2 separate regions of the Mus musculus genome follow, and region 2 is linked to region 1. Evidence: chromatin loops called from intact Hi-C (ENCODE). Cell type or tissue: heart. All regions are shown on one strand.

The links. Hi-C counts contacts between places; a loop is a spot of excess contacts. Peaks named below come from ENCODE experiments on the same cell type or tissue, not always from the same donor. Only the 100,000 strongest peaks of a DNase experiment are listed, where the experiment ranks them.
Region 2: it touches region 1 in a loop (6-fold over the local background); 4 of 42 quality-filtered maps call a loop at or near these places.

What each region holds. Positions count from the first base shown.
Region 1 is chr12:39,955,022-39,959,021 of GRCm38, reverse strand. No RefSeq gene overlaps it. Among named protein-coding and RNA genes, the nearest start is that of Gm40399, 6.4 kb to the right of the region's middle. In heart, no CTCF peak of the experiment used is centred here; a DNase peak (open chromatin) is centred at 2,401.
Region 2 is chr12:40,015,072-40,019,071 of GRCm38, reverse strand. No RefSeq gene overlaps it. Among named protein-coding and RNA genes, the nearest start is that of Arl4a, 21 kb to the left of the region's middle. In heart, no CTCF peak of the experiment used is centred here; a DNase peak (open chromatin) is centred at 1,951; H3K4me3 peaks cover 1,046 bases; H3K27ac peaks cover 1,260 bases; H3K27me3 peaks cover 119 bases.

The DNA of each region.
Region 1 (4,000 bases):
AAGACACAGAGTGGTGTTTTTGTTGTTGTTGTTATTGTTGGAAAAATCAAGACAGTATGCCATGATAGAAATAAAGAGATTGAGTTTAAGCATTAACCTTCATTTTTGCTGGTATAGTTTCTCTTACATGATCAGTTGCTTGAAAATTCTATTTTATTTTTTAACTTTTTTTGGGGCAGTAGTTAAATCCCAATGTTGTGTCATTCTTTCATAAAAAAGGACTTCACGTCAAAGGGAAGCAAACAAGGGTGACTTACTACCACATGAACATCCCCCTTTTGGTGGGTGTCATTGTAGAAGTGAAGGAATTCTGGAGACAACTGTTAACAGACACCATGATACTCATGCTCTCTTTTCTAGGTGGCCCGTCTCCCCCTCCACTTTTGAAACACTTTCCTTTAGAGCTCTTTATGAAACCCTTGTTATTTGATCTTTAAGCCAAGTAAGCCAGTGCAGAATACAACAATCAAAGTGGAAGTGTGTTTACTTGCCTCGTTCTGAGTAATAAGATAGGTGGGACAGACGGGGCACTATTAAGCCAACCAAGATCCCAGTACTAGAAACCATTGTCCTTATGTCAATATTTATTGTTTGGTTTTAATTAGAAGCTGCACACAAAGCTTTAGCTCTCTCCAAGACAGAATGGGAAAGAACCACAGATGCATTTGCCTTTTCTTCTGGCATGTTGGCTTTTACAGTTTTATTTTATTTTTTCCGACTAGCCATCCGTGCAATTCCTGTTCTCATACCCAATGTTGTTCTCTCAAAGACATCTTGCTGGTTCAACAATTATTAAATGTTGCTTCCCGGTTACTATGACCACCTGGCTAGTCTGGATTTTACTGTTGGCAGTTGGAAGGGGAGGGATGGTAGTGGGTGAACAGCCATGATGGAGTAGTTCAGCCTGGCATGGCATTATGCCATGCGTCTTTTCAACCTTTCTCTTTTGCTGGAATCTCTGGCTCCCCTCCAGGCATCCGTCACTGAACAGATAGTTTGGCAGTGAAGGAAGGGGGAGAGACTGAAGTGGAATTCAAGATTCAGCAGACAGTTTCCAGCCTCCTTCTCTATATTAGCTCCTAGTCTGTTGCTCTGAAGACCTTCACTCTTCCAGCAGACACTATGCGGGATTTGGGGCTCAAGAGACAAGACATTTTTGTTATGATTCCAGTTAACTTTCTCCTTAAACAGTCACATTGTAAGGGAATTTAAAAAATCACGAGTCATTCCATTTCTGCTATTAATGATAAGAGCATCACCCACTAGTGCCATATTTAAAGTAAGCAGGTCTTACAAAGGTGTGTGTGGTTCTACTCCATGAGACCTGTTTCCCTGTAGTGTGCTGTGCCTATGGTTTTTGTTTGTTTGTTTGTTTGTTTTTTGTTGAGTCGGAATCCTCAGAGCAATGGTTTGCTTTTTTTTTTCCGAGAGAGTTGACCTAATGACACTCTTCCTCTAATAAGAGTGGGATTTAAACTGTGCTTTTTTTCAAACATTCATTTTATGTGTATGAATGTTTTGACTACACATGTGCACATGCATTGCATGTGTGCCTGGGGCCCCCAGAAGCCAGAAAAAGCCATCAGAGTGTCTGGACTGGAGTTACAGATGGTTGTGAGCCACCACGTGGGTGCTGGGAACTGAACTCAGGTCCTTTGCAAGAATAGCAAGGTCTCTAAAATCCTGAGCCATCTCCCCTGTTTTTAAATTGCACTTTAAAAGAAATATATTCTTTAGTATTTTTGCTGCACAGACCGACATTACTTCCTCTCTCTTTGATTATTCATGGCTATAATTATCAAGCTGTTCCTATTTGTTGACTGAATATTTTACAATTCCCAGTTCCAATATTCACGAGCTATCAAAGTAACATATGAGCCTTGCAGTAAAGCATGAAATATTGTAATCTCTTTTCACCAGGAAGGCTTTTGGATGTAGAAAATTCCTAGATCTCTTCATTAGAGTGCCAGCTGATAGAGTATTCCTCAGTGTTCATTGGAAAAAAAAACCCACAACAAAACAAAAAAAGCAAAAACTGTGGACCTGTAGTTCTGGAGAATCAAACTATAAATTAAATAAAGTATCTGTTATACAATCATAGGAATTGTATTTTTATTTGATCAGTTCTTACTTATGCTACTTGTGTGAATAATTTGACCGATATTTTTAGTTTCTCTTCAGCTAACTGGCAGCAGTCCGTCACAAATCTATTTGTGAGGTACCTTGCACAGGATAAAATGTTATTTTTCCTTAGTGTGCTCTCATTTGATTACAATTGCAGCCGGGCTTGACTGCATTCCATCCATAATTAATCGTCACTCCGGTATCCAGTGGCGGGAGGCGAGTGCTGCCTGGCTTACATCCTTAGATAAAGGGTTGCCACGCCAGCTGGCAAGTGAATGGGGCCTTTCACACTGTGCCTAATGGGCGCAGAGGCTGAGCTGTCAGGGGTGCTCATTCAACCGAACCGTGCCAGAAAAGGCCCAACTTGCTGCCGTTGACAGTCTCACTGGCACCTCCTGCTTCTGAGGAAACACCATTTACAGAGGGGTTTCATTTCACCACGTGATTTCACTTCCTCTCATTGGACGATAAAACGTATTGGTCGAGATAGGATACGAATTCTTTCCTGGCTTTTCCAAAGAGGCCAGATCATCCATCCCCTCCTTCGTGAATACTGAGCTGTCATCTCATCATTAAATGACTGCTTCTTGGCCATATATAGTTTGACAGTCTTCTTGGGTAAAGAGTAGGAAGGATTAAAAAAAAAGCCTACCCATGCCCAACCCTGAAGTTTACTTTTGAGCACTGGGGTACATGACTTTTTGATTACTGGTGCAAAGAGATAGATGATATTCTTTATTTTGTTTCTGAGACAAGGTTTTGCTCTGTAGCCCTGATTGTCCTGGTATCCACTATGTAGCTGAGCTGCCCTTGAACGTGTAGCAGGCCTCTTGCCTCAGTCTCCTCAGTATTGGTATTGCAGGTGTGTGAGGCCAGGCCCACCAAGATTTAAATAATGTGTTACTTAATTCACTTTCTGCAGAATGGCCTTAGCAATGAACAACATGGCTAGTCTCATCGGGCATGCACTGTTGCAGAATCTTATACAATACCACAACTTTAACCTAGTTCTGATTACTCAAGCAGAATTGAATCCAGATTTTGAAACCTATCTGACTTGGCAGCCATGCAGGTGAATTTGAGGGAAGTGGGTCAAGTGTGACGGACCCAAGAGATAGGAGATGGACTATAATAAAAGGCTCATGGGTTTATATTCCATATAACATAAAAGTCAGAGGAGGGGGGTTCTGACAAATCGTTGGCACATGGAGAAGATGAAGAAAGGAGGTAATAATGGGTCTATTTCCATTAGAAAAGGTCTTTCTGGGCTGGAGAGATGGCTCAGTGTTTAAGAGCACCGATTGCTCTTCCATAGGTCTTGAGTTCAATTCCCAGTAGCCACATGGTGGCTCACAATCATCTGTAATGGGATCCGATGCCCTCATCTGGTATGACTGAAGACAATGGTGTACTCATATACATAAAATAAATAATTAAAAAAAGTCTTTCTTATGTCAAGAGAAACTGAATATTAAGATTTTTATCTGGCTCTAGGTTTTATGCCAACAACCGCAAAAACTTCAATTAAAAGACATTATTAGCAAACCAGATATGGTGCTTATAACTGTAACCCTAGCACCTGGGAAGCTGACGCAGGATATCTAGGAAAGGCCAGGTTACAGGAGAGGCTTTGTCTCAAAACCAAGTTAAAAACCACCACCACCAAAACAAAACAAAAGAAAGCAAAATAAAACAAAACAAAAAAGACCCAAACAAACAAACGAACAAACAAAACCCAGACCAGGTTAGGCTATGCCAGGGCACCCCAGACCAAGATATGATATATAAAGTACTTAAAGCAATAGTGATTCATTTAATCAGATGAACATGTATATCTTTTCTACACAAGTGTCCTCAGAGACTGTCTCTTGTGTCA
Region 2 (4,000 bases), 60 kb before region 1:
CGGTCCTGCAGGTTAGTTCAAGCTAACCTGAAACTCTGAAAACAACTCTTGGCTGTTCTCCTGCCTTGCCTCCCAAGGACTGGGATTATACACCTGAATTACCATGCCTGGCTTCTTTGCAGCCCTTTAGAATGGGAAGTGTGTCATGTGATACAGTTGTAAAAACAAGGCTTTGAAATTATTAAAAATGAAGCAAACTAAGCAGAATCACTCTGGGAACATTAATCTTGCTAAGTATATTTTAAGCATTTCCAAAGATTACATAAAATCATCTAAGAACATAGACTCTCGAAAAGAGTCTCATAATAAAGCTTTTTTTTTTAACTATCCACACGTTTTTGAACTGTTTTTCCATTATTCATTAATTCATTAATTGAAGAAACGTTCTAAACTAAAACTGGATCTACTCTCTGAGCCACCTACAACACTCCTTAGTGTTTACTTAAGGACTCCATGATGACAGGTCACAGAGATGCATGCATAGCAGTATTTACCACAGTAGTGGTCGTCATTGCTATTATGGGAACAACCCAAGTGAAGAAGGATAAAGAAAATATGCTACATAGATGTGATAGAAATGTTTAAAACCATAAAAATGAATGAAATTATATTTGTGAAATATGGATGCAACTAGAGATAATTATGTGTGTTTAGTTTCAGAATGACCAATATTGCGCTTTCAGTTGTGATTCCTAGATTTTATATACTACATAAAACCACGGATGTGCATACAACATGAAACTGAAAGCAAAACTGCCCAGGGGGGAATGATGAGGACAGGAAGATGAGGGAGGAGGGAGATGGAGGAGGGAGAGGGAGGAGGGAGAGGAGGGAGGGAAGGTAGAAGGGATGGTGTTGAACGGGCTGAGCAGAAGTCTGCTCTGCTGTGAAAATGTCCTGTGTGACACAGTGCTGTGTACAATCGGACACACAGTGAAAACAAAGGAGTGTGCCTGTAACCCTAGGCTTGCTGATATTTTAAAGGAAGGCAATCAATACAGTGTTTCTGATTCGTCCTGGTCATTGATTTCCCTGACTATGAATCCTTGGGATTTGAATTCCATACCTCACGGATTTATGAGAGAGCATAAATTTATATAGAATCTTTTTTTTTTACCTTGTTAAAATGTTTCCACACATTCTTTGGAAACAATTATCTAAGTGAAATAATCAGATGTTTAGGTTGCTAATGTCCAACGGAAGGCTAAGGTTTTAGAAACAAAACAATGCCTTGTTAGACATTTCATGTGTTCAAATTAATTGGAGAATTAAAAAGCTATCAGAAGTGACAACAACCCCACCTCTCACACATAATTATGAAAGAGATATAAATATTGTGGACAGTTTGTGAAAAATCCATACCTTTGAGGCTTTTAATTGCAGAAATCAGAGTATTTAGAATAACAGTTTGTAGAATGTACACTTTTTAGAAGCTTAAATTGTGGTGGAAGAATGTGTTAGGGATGTGGTTGTCATTTCTGGTAGCTTTTTAATTCTCCAATTAATTTGTACACATAAAATGTCTAACAAAGCAATATATTGTTTCCAAAACATTAGCCTTCAGTTGGACATTAGCAACCTGAACATCTGATTATTTCGTGATATACAGAAACCTAGCCTGTGTTAAAGAGGACCATGGATTTTTGCAGTCCTGTTAAGAGCAGAGGCTCTGGTGTTGACCATTATTTATAGCAGGCTTCGTATCCCTGTTTGTGACAGATGGGTGGTTTTACTGGAAAGGAGGATTCGGAGATAAAGCAGGAGTCTAGTCAGAGGTGAAGAGGAGGCTCGTGTTCCTCATCTTATCTTCTGTTTAGTGTGAGTGTGTGAGCGTGCGTACGTGTTAGTTGCTGAGAGCCCCTTCCTGTCTGCTGGAACGGAACTGAGAGGGGTGGTGCAGCGTTAGAGGTTCCGAAATCTAAGAGCCACTTTCCTTTCCCACCGCTTTCCGCTGACTCAGTCCAGCAGTGAGCCCCGCAGGACCGAGAGGTCTTTGTGTTCAGATTATTTTACTAGCTACAAACGCCACACCCTTGTAGTACAGACACAGAACACTTTGTCCTTCCAGGAGGTCGGGACTTTGACCACAGCCCTGGGATTTCAAAGCTGCCTCACGGAGGCTTGTCTACTGTGATCTAAAGTGTTGAGCCCAGTGAGGGTCCCGTTATAAAGCAGTTTTACAACTGCTTGCTGCTAGACTCCCACACTAGTGAGGCTATATCTTTAAAACAGCACATAGTCTGTTTTGAAGGGGAAAAGGCCATTGCTCTACACAGGCAGCTGTAAGGAAAGAGTTGGTGTCTGAAAGGAGAGCTGAACTGGAGACTGGGGTGGAGTTGGCACCCAGAGTTTTAGCTTCCTAAACTGGGAGTAGTCACCGTCATTAGGACTTATAATTCTCTTCTCCGGACACTGCAAGGCTTGAAATGGTTATGTACAGTATTCTAAATCCTCTTCAAAGCGAATCTTGGCATTGGACAATATGATACTTCCCTAGTAACTGTATGAAATGGGATCTCTCTCTTCCAAAAGTGTAAATCCAGTAAGAACAGCTAAATTATGTGTACATGTTTATGTCTGAGTATTAGTATGTGCACACCTGAGTGTAGGTATCCACAAAGTCCAGAAGAAGGTATCAGATCCTCTGGAACTGGACATGGGCAGTCACAATGACGCCATTCGCCCCCCCCCCATTAGTGTTAGAACCCCTTAGGTCCCCTGCAAGCGCTGCACACTATAACCACTGAGATACCTCTCCAGCCTTAAAGCTAATGAGCTGAAGGAAAGACATTTACCCTAAGAGCACTGGGCCATGAGCCAACAGTCGTTTATAGGTCACCTTCACGACGCCCAGCTCCCAAACATCTGTCAATCTCAGGCTTCTCTTGGGCACGCACCACTGGCTGTATGAAGCTCGGCAGGGAATGGCTCCCCAGTTTTTGCCAACTGGCTTCTCTCATAGGCTAATCTTGATTGCTTTCTATTGTCTACCCTGCCGCCATAACATCTTCATAAAGGAAGGTCATGAATACTTTGTGTTTTCAAAGCATCCTAGCTGAAGTGAAAAGAAAAAGGAGTTTGGAGTTCATGTCGAGTCTCAGGAGAGGGCAACCGCTCTCTGGCCTGTAAGTACAGGAACTTCACCTTCAAGGTGACCTTAGCAGCCAACAAGTTTGCATGCCTAGAGCAATCTGACCAAATCAGTTATTATCACACATGTAGCCACTGAGCTACACCTCCAGGCCCCTTTTATTTTCATTAAAAAATCCAAACATTTACATTTTTAAAAATTTATATATACTTACAGCTTTGTTTTTATTTCAGATGAAACTTTTTCAGGCCCAGATCAATACAAATATTCATTAAAAAAAAACAAAAACAAAACAAAACAACAACAAAAACTTTAAGCAGCGTAAATCATTTCTTAACCCCAAACTTTGGTCTGGAGACCAAAGAATCTCAGAAATAAAAGGTGATGAAGTAAATAAATAACAGTTGTCAACTCAAAGGGAGTAAGAGACACTTTATTCTGGAACCAAATATAAGAGGCCCTTGCTTGGGAATACAGATTCAGGTTGCTCCAATTACCATGTTCCAATGAGGTAACAATTTTATGAACTTTTTATAGTAACAGAACAAAACCATAAATCAAAATGCTTTTAAAAACATTGGTTTGTACATCAAATAGCCGGATTGCAGCAAAACAAGCCCCTGCAGTAGGAGTGCTAGCTGCCTTTATGTCAACCTGACACAAACTAAAGTCATCAGAGAGGAGGGAGCATCAACTATGAAAATGCCACCATAAGTCAGGGCTGAATGCAGCCTGGAGAGTATTGTCTTAATAAATTATTGATGGGCAAGGGCCTAGTCCATTGTGGGTGGTGCCATCCCTGAGCTGGTGGTCCTGCGTTCTATAAGAAACAAGCTGAGCAAGCCATTAAGTAATATCCCTCCATGGCCTCTGCATCAGCTCCTGCTTCCTGACCTGCTTGAGTTCCTG